Regions from separate parts of the Homo sapiens genome. Here region 2 is linked to region 1. A link is a loop called in an ENCODE intact Hi-C map of the cell type or tissue named here. Cell type or tissue: ovary. All regions are shown on one strand.

What was found. Peaks named below come from ENCODE experiments on the same cell type or tissue, not always from the same donor. Only the 100,000 strongest peaks of a DNase experiment are listed, where the experiment ranks them.
Region 2: it touches region 1 in a loop (3-fold over the local background); 100 of 110 quality-filtered maps call a loop at or near these places.

The regions. Positions count from the first base shown.
Region 1 is chr17:81,094,007-81,102,006 of GRCh38, forward strand. BAIAP2 (BAR/IMD domain containing adaptor protein 2) reads left to right here. Exons shown (of 14, transcript NM_001144888.2): 7 at 5,922-6,074. Among named protein-coding and RNA genes, the nearest start is that of MIR657, 27 kb to the right of the region's middle. RefSeq lists enhancers at 823-1,117, 1,735-2,624, 2,625-3,514, 7,695-8,000. In ovary, CTCF peaks have their summits at 3,584 (motif pointing left) and 7,902 (motif pointing left); DNase peaks (open chromatin) are centred at 1,025, 2,907, 3,525 and 7,925; H3K27ac peaks cover 2,381 bases.
Region 2 is chr17:81,020,704-81,028,703 of GRCh38, forward strand. It overlaps LOC124904078 (a long non-coding RNA gene), which reads right to left and starts at 215. Exons shown (of 2, transcript XR_007065934.1): 1 at 1-215. RefSeq lists an enhancer at 3,159-3,218. In ovary, a CTCF peak has its summit at 3,283 (motif pointing right); a DNase peak (open chromatin) is centred at 3,260.

The DNA of each region.
Region 1 (8,000 bases):
CAGGAAAAACAGGAGTGTGAGGAGCCAGGAGCCACGGAGCCCTCTCAGGGCTTCTGCATCCGCAGCTGACACAGGGACCCTCAGTGTCCCCGGGGCCAGGGCAGCCAGGGGTCGGGCACTCTGCTTCCCCAAGCCTCAGGGCTGGGCCACTCGAACATCTTAGCCCCCACTTCTCCTGCATCTTGCCAACCCTTTGCTGGCTCTTGGGGACAGCTTGGTCTGTGATCCTCTAGCCTGTTTGTGTGTCTAGCCCACTGGTGTGGACAGAAGCGACCTGCTGTCTCCTGTGCCCGTGGGCATGTGCTCACCAGACTGTCCATCCCAATACCAAGCTGTGGGTCTGTTGGGACCTGTTGTTCCTGGGCACCCCTTGCCAATCTGCTGAAAGCTCTGGGCCTTTTTCCCAGGAAAATGGGGACCGTCAGGGCTCATGGATCCCTGATCCTGCCAAAGTGGCACTGTTCCCTTCCTGAGGATCTTCCTGTAATGCCTTCCTTGGGGAGCGGAATGACCAGCTCTTCCACCTGCCACCGGGGCCAGAGGGTGCGGCTTACCCTCTGCTCAGCCCAGCCCGGGTCTTGCTCAGAGCACGTGTGTTCAGCGTGAGATTTAAGGGTCCTCCCATCTCCTTTTAACCACCTGCCATGCTGCCCTCCCTCCTCTGCCTGGGTACCGTGCCCATCAGCCTGGGAGGCCTGGTCAGTGGGTTTTAGAGCAGCCACTGGCTGCAGCCTGCAGGTGGCCAGTGACCATGTGCTACTTGGGGCACCTGATTCTCACCCCACACACCACAGCTGACCGGTCCGCAGCCGCATCCTTTCGAGTAAGTGTTACCCATGGTGACAGCTGAAGGCCAAGAATTACGTTCTCATTCATATGCTGCAGGGGACCTGGGGGGTTAAAGAACGTGGGAAAGCTGCAGCAGCCGTGGCGGATGAGGTAAACCAAAGCCGCCTTGGTTTTTTCTGGAATGCCCCTCCCCCACTCTGAGTCACCGCATGCTGCGGAGAGGAGAGATGTGTTCTGATCACTTTTGTCTTCTCTGATCACGGGGCTGTTCAGCCCAGGGTGACTAAGTGGGAGCATTCTGTGGGTCTTAAATGCTTTCAGCTGGGTGTTTCCATAGTGCTGTCGCCATGGCACCCAGCTAAGCACGCAGCCGGTGGCTCAGCGGCGGGCGGGGACTGGAGGGGGCCAGCCACTGGGACTGCCTGCCCATGGGGCAGGCTCAGGGCCGTTGTAAATGGCCGGGCTGCCAGGTAGGAGGTACAGACCAGGCCGTGCTCTGTCCCCTGCACTTTCCACACAGCTCGGACGTGCCCCGTATAGGTCATCCCCGTCCAACAGCAGGTCACAGTTGGCCGGGCCCTGCAGTGCTGGCCGCCACCTCCTCTCCTCCCCGTCCCCGCACCGGCCCCTTGTGTGGTGAAGCTCCTGCCTGGCCTAGATTTCCAGGATCTGCCCTGTACAGTCGTGGCCTCTCTGTATGAGGAGTCAGTGTCCTGGAACAGCAGGTGAGGAGAGGCAGCTGTCATTCCTAGACAGAGTGGCAGCCGCATGTCATGCGCTGACTCAGGCTCTGCCATAGCCAGATGCTCATGTGGGGGCTCCAAGGCAGGAGGTGTCAGCTCCCCCCGTCCTTCGGGGGCTGGCCATCCCTGCCTTGCTGCTCTGGGAACATCTCTCCTCCCTGTCCCCAGGATCTGGAGGGGCCCCGCCAGAGCACCGTGCAGCCGTACTTTCTGTCTCTCCCCCGACTTCCCCTGGGTTTCTCTTGTGACCTGTGTGCCACTCCCAGCCATTTACGGGGCTCCTTTGAGTAAGTGGAAGACTTAAAAATAAAACACCAACTCTCTTCCCGGCCAGGGAGGCTGCCGTACCCTGCTAATGAGGCCAGTACCCCTCGCTGTACTCTCCCCTGGGGAACTGAGCATGAGCGTGAGAAAGTACCGTAGCCTAAAAACCCAGAAACCGCCTGTAGGGTGGGCAACCGGAGCAGCTCCAGGGGCCTTAGTTTGGAAGGTGCCGTTCTCAGGGTGAGGAGACCCAGGGGGCCCTGCAGCCTAGTTTACACTGCTGTCCTGGGGTGACCACTCCAAGCAGCACCTTCTCTTCCCCCGAGTCCTATTCAGACAGCAACCAGTGTGGAGGCCGTGGCTCTGGGCAGCCCCCTGGGCCTGCCTTTTCTCAGTGCCTCAGTTTCTTTTGCCAGGCGTTGGATCTCCTGCTGAGTGCTCTCTGGCCCTGAGCTCTCTGCCCACCATGCTTTCCGGGCCGGCCACCGCTGGAAAAGTCCCCAGGGAGGGCACAGAATCCTCATGATGGGGTGCGTTGGGGGTTTCTCCATGGAACCTCACACACATTCCTGAGGCTGCCCCACTTAAGGGATTCTGGGCACCGAATAGCTCCCTCCAAAGCAGGCACCCCCATCACAGGCCACTCAGAGCCTGGAGGCGCACCCCAGCATCCCTGGCAGTTCCCTGCGGGAGGAGCGGGGCAGGACCCTGCAGGCGGCCTTGGAACAGGCCTGGGTGTTGGTCTGAGTGGTGTTGCAGGGGCATGGGTGGGTGCTCATCTCCAGGCCCCTCCTTGTGCACAAGCCCACTTGTTTCTCGGAGCACACCCTCCCCACCCAGTCCCTTTGATCCTGAAGGTCAGGAAAGGAGTCCAGCAGCCAGGCTGAGGCTGGAGCACAGCGGGCTCAGGTGTCCTCCTCCATGGCTGCAGTATGTGGCGTCCTGGCCACGGCCATCATGCCCTCCCCAGGCCCCAGGGTACCCCTGAATCTGGCTGTCGCACTCTACCCCTTCCTGGAGAAGGAGCCTCAGAGGTCACTGGAGGTTCTTGGGAGCAGGAGCAGGAAGCCCTGGTAGGTGCATGTTGCATAACCAGAGGAAAAGTACTTCGCGCTCCAGCTGTGGAGGAGGAGGAGGTGGAGGAGAAAGTAGAGGAGGAGAAGAAGGAGAAAGGAGAGGAGGAGGAGGAGGAGGCAGCGGCAGTGGGGGTGGCGGCAGAGGCCTCAGCATGGAGCAGAGCTTGCTGGAAAGTCTGCTTAAGGTTGCCTTGCAGGGCCTCTCACCTGTGATCAAACTTCTCACTTCCTAAATGCCATCTCAGGTCCCCTTTAGGTGACCCTGTGGCCAGGCCCTACAGCGCCTCTGGAGGGTCAAGGCCTACTGGGGATAGGAGTAGCAAGCCCGTTGTTTTGAGGGGCAGGTGGGGTTTAGTGTGGGAAAGCAGGGTGGGCTGCAAGGGCAGGGGAGCGCCGGGCTCCGTGTTGGGGGATGTGGCTGGGCAGGCTCTGGCCTTGGGGACAGCATGGTCTGCTCACACTGGCCAGCAGGCAGAGCCAGTGCCCGGTGGTAGTGCTGGGACCGACCCACACCCTGCCAGGCTGGTTCTCACCCCTGTAGTGGAGGCTTGCGGGGGTAGGCAGCCAGGGAACAGGCTGCTCCGCTCCCCTCCCCGCCGCCCACCCGGCCCGGCACTGCCCACCCACGCTGAGTCAGAGCTGTAGGCGGGGCGGCCGCGAGGCTGAGTCAGGCAGGGGAGGCCGCCCCCTTGCGGAGGCCGCATCTTCTTAAGAGCCGATTCTGAACTGACCACTCCTTGACGGGCAATCCCGGTGGACGGGGGGTCTGAGTCCTGCTGTGGAGGGTCTGCCTGAGGCCGGTAGGGGCTCAGCCCAAGGTAGGTAGGCACAGGAGGAGAGGCGAGACAGAGGAGAGCTGGAAAGACCTTCCTGGCAGAGGAGAAGCTGGCTCCCTGCTGAAGCAGCTAGCCTCCTGCGGCCTCCCAGGAGGGGCCTGGGTGTGTCCCTGGGGACAGGGTCTGTGCCTCGGGTGCTCCTCCCTTGCCCTCACCAGCCACCCACAGCCTCATCAGCGTTTTGGGATGGAAAGTTTCCAGCCTACAAAACCGGAGAGCCCTTGACATCCAGGGTCCCAGTCGAGCCCTCCCACTGTCGGGCTGGGGTTCTGGAATCGGGAACCCCGGGTGCCGGGTGTCAGCTGTGCCATAGGGCTGTGGTGTCACGCGCTACCCCAGACCTCAGGCACATGATCCCCAGGCCAGCTGGGGTCATGGAGGGGCCAGCGGGGGGTGGGGAGGCATGCTCCTCCCAGAGGGACAGAGGCAGAGAGCCCTGGGGTTTGGAACTGTCACTTCCACCTACAGCCCTGTTGGTCAGGTGAGTCATACAACAAGCCCTGCACCCATGGGCAGGCTGGGAGGCGCCTCTGCCCAGGATGGGAGCACAGTCCGGGGCCTGGGAGGCAGCGGCCGCCCTCAGCTTCTTCGCCACTCTCTCCCCCAAACTCCCCCTCTCCAGTTTCCTCCCGAGGCTCACGTTGGAGAGGCCTGGGCTCAGCTACAGTTTCTTGGTCTGGCTTTGCTTGCACTACTTCTTTTAAAGTTTTTTTTTTTTAAATTGTGATAAAATACACGTAACTAATACAGTTGACCACGGTAACCATCTTTAAGTGCACAGTTCAGCGGCATTAGCGCATTCATGGGGTTGTGCGATCACCACCACCATCCATCTCCAGAACTTTCCATCTTCCCAAACTAAAGCTCTTAGTACCCTCCGTCCTGGTGTGTTCAGAATCGGTAGCTGGATCTGGAAGCTCTGTCAGGTTGAGACTCAGTTTTCCTTTTGGGGAAATCATTTTGGCTGGAGCAGCTTCTGTCGTCTTTGCTGGAACCCTTTCTGGGCCGACTGTGTGTCCACCAAGAAGCACAGAGTGGCCAAGACGTGACAGCCGCCATGGTCAGAGCCAGGGCCACAGACGCAAGGGCTGCCGAGCGGCTGACCGCCGGGTCAGGGTGGGGACCGCCTGCTGGCTGCCCTGGTTCTAGGGTCTGGCTTGACTACCTGTCTTTCCTGTGCCCAAGAGCACCTGCCAGGGCTGAGGGTTTTCCAAAGCTTCCGCGTTTGTCTGGGACACATTCTCCCCGTCCCCCCATCCCCCCATCCCCCCATCCCCCCATCCCCCCATCCCACGGGGACACCCGGGTGGGCACTCAGGCAGCTCCAAGGTGGAAGGGCAGCAATCAGGCCTACTTCTCATTCCTGGTTCCGTGCTGGCCCCTCACCTGGGCACACCCTGTTCCGAAAGGCGTGACCTGTGGATCTGATCTTGCTGTCCCCGTGGACGCTGGTCTTGCTTTCTGGGCTCCCAGTCTCCGCTCGGTGACCTCTTGTCTGATCCTCCCCACGAACTTCCTTCTCACGTTCTCCCTTGGTGCACGCTTATCCGGAAACCAGGCAGCCAGGTGTCTTAGCGTCCCGCTCCCCGTCATTCAGAGCCGGAGCCGGGTGGGAGAGGAGATGAGGTGCGCCCGGAGTCCCCTCTGCAGCAGAGGGCTTCCCTGGGGTCCTTGGCCACTGTCCTGGGCTCCAGCTCTCCTGCCTTTCGTGCTGGGGCTGAGATGGCTGAGATGGCTGAGATGGAGGGGCCCTGGAGGCAGAGGCACAGGTGAGAGTGCTCCAGGCAACAGGGGGAAGGACCAAGAAGCTGTCCTGGGGCCCATGGAGCTGGGGCGCATCCACACCCAGGCTTCTGTGCCTTGGCCACAGGGAGGTGCACGCGACCCCACCCCACAGCAGGAGCCCTGAGATGAGGCTGGCCCCCTGCCAGAGCCTCCTGCTGGAGGCAGGACCCTCCACTCACCCAGAGTGGTCCCGGGGCAGGGAAGCCTTCTGGGGATGTGGCCATCGGGCATCTCCTGAGTGGTCCCGGGGTAGCTGAAGCCTCCTGGGGGCGTGGTTGTCTCCTGAGTGGCCGCAGATGCTGTTTTGTTTCCAGCTGCTCTGCATGAATGAGACGTGTCCTTTGACTGAGTCCGTGGGGCTGCCCCAAACCGGTCCTGACAGGCGTCCTTCCATCGCTGGCTGAGCCTTTCTCCCTTTCCCTCCACAGTACATCGACGCCATCAGCAACAAGCAGGGCGAGCTGGAGAATTACGTGTCCGACGGCTACAAGACCGCACTGACAGAGGAGCGCAGGCGCTTCTGCTTCCTGGTGGAGAAGCAGTGCGCCGTGGCCAAGAACTCCGCGGCCTACCACTCCAAGGTGAGGCGGCTGGGGGCTGCGCTGTGCCGGCGCTGGGCCTTGCTGGCAGAAATGACCCAGGCCCCTGCCCCAGCCCCAGCCCCGTGAACACACCGGGGCAGTGTCCAGGCTCGAACTCTCGTTTATTTCGGGTTTTCTTGGGGGTGAAGTTCTGGGAGAATTACCAGGTCACAGGGTGCAGGCATTTTGAAGACTCACATTAGAAATTGCCACCTGCAACCAGGGAGAGTCTGATGGGCTTTCAAGGCCTTCTAGAACATTCTTCTAGAATGTTCTTGGCTCTTCTGCCACAGCCATGTCCTGGGCAGGTGCAGGCTGACGCCAGGCAGGGGACGGTCATGCTCCGTGCTGGGTGCCGGAGTCCCGGTGGGACACCTGGTGGGTGGCCTCTGTGTCCTCACTTGCTCTTCCTGTGGCCCCTCTATCCACAGTCCTGGGGTACAGCCTCTGGGCTCATGGCTCTGCTCACCCGAGGCACTGAGGACCCCCAGCCCCAAGCCTGGGTCCCCAGCCACCCAAGACCACTGTGCCACTGGGCCCCTAGGCCACCCAAGACAACCATGACACTGGCCCCAGGTCCAGCAGCTGCCATAGCTCGGCTGTCGTACGTGGACCTGCCACCCCTCACCCAACCCAAACCTGCCCTATCTCTTTGCTTCCTGGGTAGCCAGGGGCCCTGCCTGGCTCTCAGGTGGCCTCCCCAGTCCCTCCCTCACTGCTCCAGAGTGGCCTCCCTGGGACTCAAACCTGGTCACAGGGTCCTCCCCTGGCTCCCAGGCTCTTGGTGACCTGTGCCTCTACCACCTCTGCCTGCACCCCTGAGCCACTGTGGTCCCAGGTGGGGCCTTGGGTGGTGGCCACATGCTGCTGCCCTCGTGACCTCTGAGAGACCCCTCTGCCCGTCATCTGTTGAGGGCCCCTCCTTGGGCCGGTAGACTCTTGGCCCTGTGTTTCCCGCTAGGCGTCCCCCGGCACAGTCCTGCGGCCCTGTGTCTCCCGCTAGGTGTCCCCCGGCACAGTCCTGCGGCCCTGTGTCTCCCGCTAGGCGTCCCCCAGCACAGTCCTGCAGCCCTGTGTTTCCGGCATCCCCAGCCTTGTCGTTCCTTGTGGGGGAATCCCGCCCTGGGATCCGCCATGTCCCAGGACCAAGCCTGGCCCTGCTGAACCAGGAGCGAGTTCCTCAGGGACGGGCTGCAGCAGCCCCCTCCATGGATATCCTGAGCCCCGATGTGAGCAAGGGGATCCCCTCCTAGGAGGCTGACTTAGCCCCCAGAGCAGGCAAGGCCCAGAGGCCAGACTCCCCACCGGGAACAGGCAGGGCCAGCAGGCCCCTGTTCACCCATAGTCCATGGGTAGGAGTTGGGATGGGATCACATGTGTCCCCTGGAACATTCTGGAACATTTCAAGAGTTTCGAAGATGTAGTTCCGGAGCCAAGCCCACCAGGGAGGCCCTGGTCATGTCTTTCTAAAATAAAGGGTTGCAGGGATCCACGGGCTATACCTTGACACTTGTTCCCCCCACCCACCACACTCTCATGTACGTGCGCGTGCGTGCACACACACACACACGCACGTGATACAGAACCAGTGCTCCAGTCCCCACAGCCTGGGGACAGCCAGGAGACAAGTGCTCTTCCCTCCCTGGAGAGGCCCCTCCTGCCGGCCTGGGCCTGCTGGGCACTGTGGGCAGGTGCAGGCAAGGACAGCAGCAGCACCTTTGACCCCTGGAGGCAGCCTCGCTGCTGAAGGACTCAGCGGTGACAGGCTGTGCTGCCACAGCTGCCAGGCAGGGAGCGCTGTGGAGCGCAGGCCTCCCGCCTGCTAGACCCAGGACAGTGGCGGGCGTCTGCGCCCTCTGGCGGGGGCCAGGCCCCATGACGGGGCCAGGGAGTGAGAGCGGGGCTGTCAGTGGCTGGGGTGCTGCC
Region 2 (8,000 bases), 73 kb before region 1:
CCCGTCTGCGGTGCAATCGTGGACAGGATAGCCTGGGCTCCACCGTGCTTGGTTAAAGGGGCCGAAGGAGGCCCCAGGAGGTCAGCTCAGGGGGTTCCAGCTTGCCCCTCCTGGGGGGGGTGGTCTTCGTTGAGGTTTGGTGGAGATGCTCCTGGAGGTGCACCTTTGCTCCACAGCTGAGGCTGGGCCTCACGTTGGGAGCAGCCGGCAGCATTGAGAGCTGCATTTGGGGGGCGGGGAGGCAGTAACAGCAGCCACACCCAGGGGCAGAGCCAGCTGCACCCCAGCCAGCACAGGGCCTGCGGTTGGACTAAAGGCTGGTCCTTGGGCCAGGCTGGCTCCGGTGTTTCCCTTCAGCTCTCAGGTTCTCTCCAGCCTTTCCGGAAACCTACTCATCTCCCAGTTTCCTGCCAAGAAACCCCATTACTACTGAAGTCTCAGACTCTCGACTGCCAGGCCTGGTGGGTGAAGCTGCCTCCAGCCGGGAAGAGGCCTTGGAGGCGCCGGGAGGGCCCAGCTTCCCCGTGCCCGGCCGCGTGGCCTTGGGAAAGCCCCTCAGTGCTCCGGGCCTCCGTGTCCCTTTCCACACCATGAGGCTCCTGGCATTTCTCCTGTGGCCTGTGGGGTGTCACTGGGGCAGGAGTGGGCCGGCTCCCTGGCTCCCGGCCACCACCCCTCAGCATGGTCTGCTTGGCAGCCAGGGACAGTCTGGGCTTCCACCCAAAGCGTCTGCAGGGAGCAGGTGGGGACGTCCATCCACTGTGCTGTGTCCAACCGCGTCTGTCGTGTTTCTCCACGGAGAGCACCGGGCAGTCGAGGGGGTGCAGGGACTGCGGGGCCTCCCTACAGACACAGTCTGGGTGCCTGGCAGCTCAGGGACCTCCTTTCACACCCTCTACCACCTGCAGATGCCCCCCACATGTGTCTGTCCTCGCTGCTTCTGAAACTCCCCTTGGGCCAAAAGGTGCCCCTGGGTTGGGTCCAGGGAGGCCCCATGTAGCTGAAGGAGCTGAGATTTGGGCCAAAAACCTGCAAGGGGAAGGCAGGTGTAGGGTGTGGACTCCACGGCGTCCTCCAGGCTCACTTCCCCGATGGAAACTGAATGGGAGAACTGACATTTCTGGGAGAATTCCGGCTCCTTTGAAAAAGGCGGCACGCAGAAGACGCTCAACACCATCGCCACCAGGAAATGCAAGTCAAAACCACCAGGAGGCTGGGCGCAGTGGCTCACGTCTGTATTCCCAGCACTTTGGGAGGCCGAGGTGGGTGGATCACCTGAGGTCAGGAGTTCAAGACCAGCCTAGCCAACATGGTGAAACTCCATCTCTACTAAAAATACAAAAATTAGCCGGGCATGGTGGTGGGCACCTATAATCCCAGCTACTCTGGAGGCTGAGGTATAAGAATCGCTTGAACCCAGGAGGCAGAGGTTGCAGTGAGCCAAGATCGCAGTACTGCACTCCAGCGTGGGCGACAGAGCGAGACTCTGTCTGAAAAACAAACAAACAAAACCACCAGGAGATCTGCCTCACACCTTCAGGATGGCTAGAATTAAAAAAACAAAAACAAAAAACAGAAAACCAGTGTGGTGAAGCTGTGAGGAACTGTACCCTGGCTGGCAGGGAGGTAAAATGCTGCAGCCGCTGTGGAAACCAGTTTGACAGTTTCCCAAAAAGCTAAACATGGAATTTCCATAAGAACCAGCAACTCCACTCCTAGGTACAGACCCAAGCAAGTATCCATCCACTGCCAAATTGAGAAACCAAATGTCAGACATCCCTCCCATGGGGAGCTATCCAGCCATCAACAGGCGGGAAGTTCTGATACAGGCCACAGCGTGGATGAACCCAAGGACATCATGCTCAGTGGAAGAAGCCACATACTGTGTGGTTCCAGTCCCACGAAATGTCCAATGGGCCAGTGCCCAAGGACAGATGCAGGGGAGGGACCACCAGGGCGGGGGAGCGGCCACCAGGGCAGGGAAGGGACCACCAGGGCGGGGGAGGGACCACCAGGGCGGGGGAGTGGCCACCAGGGCGGGGGAGGGGCCACCAGGGTGGGGGAGGGGCCACCAGGGCGGGGGAGGGGCCACCAGGGCGGGGGAGGGGCCACCAGGGCGGGGGAGTGGCCACCAGGGCGGGGGAGGGGCCACCAGGGCGGGGGAGGGGCCACCAGGGTGGGGGAGGGGCCACCAGGGCAGGGGAGGGGCCACCAGGGCGGGGGAGGGGCCACCAGGGTGGGGGAGGGGCCACCAGGGCGGGGGAGGGGCCACTAGGGCCAGGGAAGAGCCAGTGATTGCCAGTGGCTGGGGTTTCCTTTTGGGGTGATGAAAATGTTTTGGGGGCCGGGCACGGTGGCTCATGTCTGTAATCCCAGAACTTTGGGAAGCTGAGGCGGGTGGATCACCTGAGGTCAGGAGTTCGAGACCAGCCTGGCCAACGTCGCGAAACCCTGTCTCTGCTAAAAATACAAAAATTAGTGGGCGTGACGGCAGGCACCTGTAATCCCAGCTACTCGGGAGGCTGAGGCAGGAGAATCGCTTGAACCCAGGAGGTGGAGGTTGCAGGGAGCCAAGATCGCGCCACTGCACTCCAGCCTGGGCGACAGAGCAAGACTCCATCTCAAAAAATGTTTTGGAACAAGGTGGAGTTGCCACTGTACATCATGAATGTGCTGAATGGCACCACATTGGACTGAACAGAACACTTTAAAATGGGTAATTTTATGTTATGTGAATTTTACCTCAATTTAAGAAAAAGATGTCGTAGGGCCGTTTGAAACGCACATCAGAAGGAGCGAATTTCCTGCAGAGCTGAGCCTCCCAGGGCGGCCACACCTTCCCCACACGTTCCCTCGGCAGGTTCCAGGCGGAACACACCGCTCGTCTGCAGGCGCTTGGTGGTGGAGCTGTTTCACACGCGGGAGCTTCTCTTCCCCGCGCCAGCCCAGGAGGAGGGTGTCACTCCTCCCTTCCAAAGACCAGCGACAGGACAGGAGAAGCTTCTGTGACTTTGCCGGGATCAGAGAGAGTCCAGGATTCCAGCCTAGTCCTATCAACCCTGTATCTTGGTGCTCCACCTGCCAACCACCCAGATGCAGGGGCCAGCACAGGACGGCCACTATCCGAGTCTGTGACCTCTCCCTTGTCCCTGATGTCACACCCCACTTGCTGTGGCCTCTCTATGCTGGTCTCCACAATGCTCAGCCGTCTTCGTCCGGGACACTGCACCCCTTCCGCCGCGCAGCCCACCAGCTACCACTCCCAGGCTGTCCACCAGGTGGCAGTGAAGGTCACCGATGTCAAGTTCGTGGCTCACCCTCCCAGCCCTGCACCCACCCTGGCTGCAGCAGAGTGGTGGGGGCCCAAGGAGCCCTCCAACCTCGTCAGGCCAGGGGGCTGGGATGCCAGGGACCACTTCTCCTGCACAGCAAAGCTTATTATAAAATCCAAATGCGGCTGGGCGTGGTGGCTCACGCCTGTAATCCCAGCACTTTGGGAGGCCGAGTTGGGCAGATCGCCTGGGGTCAGGAGTTCAAGACCAGCCTGGCCAACATGGTGAAACGCCGCCTCTACTAAAAATACAAAAATTAGCTGTGTGTGGTGGCGGGCACCTGTAATCCCAGCTACTTGGGAGGCCGAGGCAGGGGAATCGCTTGAACCTGGGAGGCAAAGGTTGCAGTGAGCCAAGATCGTGCCACTGCATTCTAGCGTGGGCGACAGAGCAAGACTGTCTCTCAAAATAAATAAATAAATAAAAATATATAAAACCCAAATGCAGCCAACACCGTGGCTCATGCCTGTAATCCCAGCATGATGGGAGGCCAAGGAAGGCAGATCACTTAAGTCCAGGAGTTTGAGACCAGCCTGGGCAACATAGCGAGACCCCATCTCTACAAAAACACAAAACCTAGCCAGGCGTGGTGGCGCGCATCTGTAGTCCCAACTACTCAGGAGACTGAGGTGGGAAGATCCCTTGAACCCAAGAGTTCAAGGCTACAGTGATCCAAGATCTAACCACTGTCCTCTAGCCTGAGCGACAGAGAGAGAGCCTGTCTCAAAACAAACAACTCCGGCCGGGTGCAGTGGCTCATGCCTGTAATCCCAGCACTCTGGGAGGCCGAGGCGGGCGGATCACGAGGTCAGGAGATCAAGACCATCCTGGCTCACATGGTGAAACCCCGTCTCTACTAAAAATACAAAAAAATTAGCCAGGCATGGTGGCAGGCGCCTGTAGTCCCAGCTACTCAGGAGGCTGAGGCAGGAGAATCGCTTGAACCCGGGAGACAGAGTTTGCAGTGAGCCAAGATCGTGCCACTGCACTCCAGCCTGGGCGACAGAGCAAGACCCCGTCTCAAAACAAAACAAAACAAAAAACACAACAAAAAAACTCCAAATGCACCTGAGTCCCAAGTCCAGTCTCCCAGGCTTGACGCAACAAGGGCAGGGCCCCTTCCAGCCAAGCTAACCCAGCCTCTCCTCCAGCACCTCCAGCCTTTTGGAGACCCTGCCCTGCCCAAAACCACTTGGAAATCACCAACTCAACTTTCCTTGGAACGCACCAGGGCACTCCAATGACGCCGTGTCCTAGCTGGAGTGCCTCGGCTTTTGCAATCCTGTGCAGAATCAAGGTTTTCCCTTGAGCCAAAGAATGAAGAATTACGGCTGAATCCAACACCACTGGCTCCAGGGCCTCTGAAAGCCGAGTCCTGAGGCCGCACAAAGGACTCTGTTGGCTCCTGCAGCCGCAGAGAAAATCTCAAAATCTGAGTGAGAATTAGCGGCAGATTCCAGGGATCAGCAGCCAGCTCTTCACACCAGCCTCGTCTCTGGGCATTGGAGCCACGCCGGCAAAGGTCACGTGCAGCCAGTTGGACGAGGGGTAAAATGCCACCCGAATCTGTTTAGAGTAATTGTTTTCCCCCAGTGGATGGAATATTCTTTTCATCTGGGCAGCTAGGAAACAGCTAAAGTTTTCCATGAACCTCTACAAAGATTTCTGTGTCTTCCAACTTTGTGAGAAGAAAAAGAACTTGCTGGGGGAAATGATATTCTCGAGCTTAACACTCAAATCATGTTTTCTCGAAATCATGTTACTTTCTGGCCAAGTATGCCGGCGAAGCCACTGAGACACGCTCCGCACATCTTTAGAACATAAAGGCCCTGGCAGTAGCTTGCGGCGCTCTTTGGAAAACTGCTTGGCTCTCACTGGAAACACAGCCACGCCTCCTCTGGGCCCCGGTAGCTCTGGCGTTAAGTCGGCTGGAGACTGGCTTGGCCACGGCCGCCATCTCTAGCCAGCCCTGGGGCAACTGCCCCCGGCTGCGTCCCACCCTGCCCGCCTCCTAGCCCCTAGCCAGAGGCAGCTGTGTGGCTCCGTGGCTGGGCTGGGGCGCTGCGGCTCTGCGCACGATAAGCCAGGGAGCTCCTTCCTTAGCACTACTGGCTCCAGGAGCACCTATTTAGGTAAACTCCATTCCTGCAGGTGTCCTCCCCGCTACACATCCAGCCTGGCCCCTCGGCCAGTTTTGCCTTCACCCTGTGCAGTTCATCAAGACATCCCCCTTTCATCAAAGCTCTTCTAGCACATTCTGAGGCGAGCCATAGAGGGACATGAGGGTAGTTACGTCTCATCAAAGAGAAAGGGACCTCATATTTCTGGAGCACCTACCATGCACACGGGCTGACTGTGGGCTCCCATGGCCGGTGGGACAAAGGGCCCCAGCTGCTGTGTGGTCTGATGCTGTGCAAATGAACATCTGTGCGAGTGGCCACGCTTCCCCATCGGAGCAGCCCTGTCGGGTCAGCGCGGCCAGAAAGCTGCGTTGCACTTCCCCTGTTAGGGTCTAAGGTGGAAGACCCCTTCCAGATGTCCTTGGTTTCTAGATGGACAAGAAGAAATAGCGTGTGGCTCTCAGGTTAGGAGAAGGAAGCAGAGTGCCAGGAAGAGCCGGGAAGGAGGAGGCACCAGGGCACCTGAGGCTGTCACTGTTCCACCTCCGGGGGTACACGTCTGGACCACTCATGACAGGCCCCACTGCATCACGACCCCAGACAGGAGACGGCAGGGCAGCCTCAGACTCCCCTGCCTAAGTTCAACTCCGAGCACCGGGGCAGGCGTGCTTCCTGCATGTCACTGGGGAGGCCATGCTCTCTCTCGTGTATCTGGACTCACGACGTCCACCCGGCTCGTCTGTATTCCGTCTGGGTGGACGTGACACTGGGCTGCTCCACTGGGAAAACACTGACCAGTCATCGGAATGTTTACGGAGACAGTGTCAGGCAGCGGGCCAGGGAAACTCTGTCCTCGAAGTCCCCCACCCTCTAGGCACCTAAGTGGGGTTTTATAGGATCTGCTGCAAGAAGATAAAGTGAGATTTTAGGGCTGAAGACAACATTTCAAAATCTGGCTTTAAATAAACATGGAATAAAAGAGAGAGAGAGAGAGCGCGAGCAAGAGTGAGAGCGCGGAGCCTCCAGCAGCTGAAATTAGAAGCAGCCAGCCCCGGGCAGGGAAGCCATCTGCGCGGCGCCCAGCAGCATGGAGACGTCTGGGTCCTCCCTGACGGCATGCGAAGCGGCACCCGCAGGTACAGCTCTGCTGTCTCCTGTCTGCAGGGACCTGCGGGAACACACTGAGGTCTTGTTTTCCAGGTGTCCTCCAATTTCAGATTCTGAAGAACAGATTCCCTCCGCTCCCATCCAGAAATACCTTTCAGATCACTTTCAAGGCAGTTTAAGTCATTTAAGAAGCAGAGTGATAAGAAAACAAAGACAACGTTTCAGGCGGTAAATGAAGACTAATTATACTGAGCGTTAAGCAAAGTTCGTCTTTCTTCGTCTTTGCTCAGGGAGGTTGAGCCGAGTACGGCCCCCAGTGCCAGGAGGGGCCAGTGCTCAGTGTCCTCACACAGGTCCGTCTTCCTGCTCACCCAGTCACTGGCCACTCTCACCCCATGCTGGGTTCAGAAGATGGCGAGTGGGCCTGGGACTGGGGCGGGCTCCCACTCCTGCCCGGGGTGGTGCTGCGTTGTGGGCACCCGTGTCCCTCCTCCCCCTCCACCCTGCCCAGCTCCAGACGTGTGGCTGAAGCGGCCAGCTCGGCCAGTTCGTCCCGGCGCCACATGTGTCCTTCCTCCGGCCCCAGACCCCAGCCTCACCTGGGCCAGTGCAGGAGAGCCCAGCTACGCTGGGTGCGCTTCAGGCTGTCACCTGCCCGAGTTATTTAAATCCACATTGTCAGCTAATGTATTCTAATAAGCAAGTGGGTGACCGGGCTGGCAGGCTCCGGATGACGCTGACATATAGCAAGGGGGGGAGGAGCACGGAGCGAAACTCTGAGACTCACTTGCGCCCCGGTGCTCACCCCCGCACTGCCTCCCACAGGCACCTGGAGTCACGCCACGCGATGTGAGCTGGATTATATAAGGGGGCTTGTTGCTGGGGAACCTCTCCCCGCCCACCCCCGCCAGGGCAGGCTCTGGAGGGAGGCCACATGTCGTCTGTCCCCACCACCCTCAGAAGGAAGCCCCTCTGGCCTTTCTGGCCTGGTCTGTAGGGAAGCTCTGTCTGTAGGCCGCCTCACTTTGAGGGCTGAGGCTGGACCACGGCAACACAGGGTCAGGAAGGGCCCGAGAGGCCATGCCCACACTCCTCTGCCCATGTGTTGCTCAGAGCAGGCAGGGTCTCCCTGCCTTAGAGACAGTGGCCTCATCCTGTCCTCCAGAACTTCCTCCCCATCACGGGCCACGTACTCTCTGCGAGAGGAGAGAGGGGACATCAGATGCCCGGATGGGCAGCAATGCATCTCCCTGGCTATGGCCAGAAGTCTGGCCAACACTATGGCTGCAGGACAGCCATGAGCCACGCTGGGTTGTGGGCAGCAAACCCAAGGCACCATCTGCCAAGGAGGCCAGGTGAGAACCACGTCTGGGGTGGCAGAAGGGCTGAGCCGTCAGCAGGACCCTCGCGCCTCACAGCCCCAGCTCCACTGCGGGCAGTC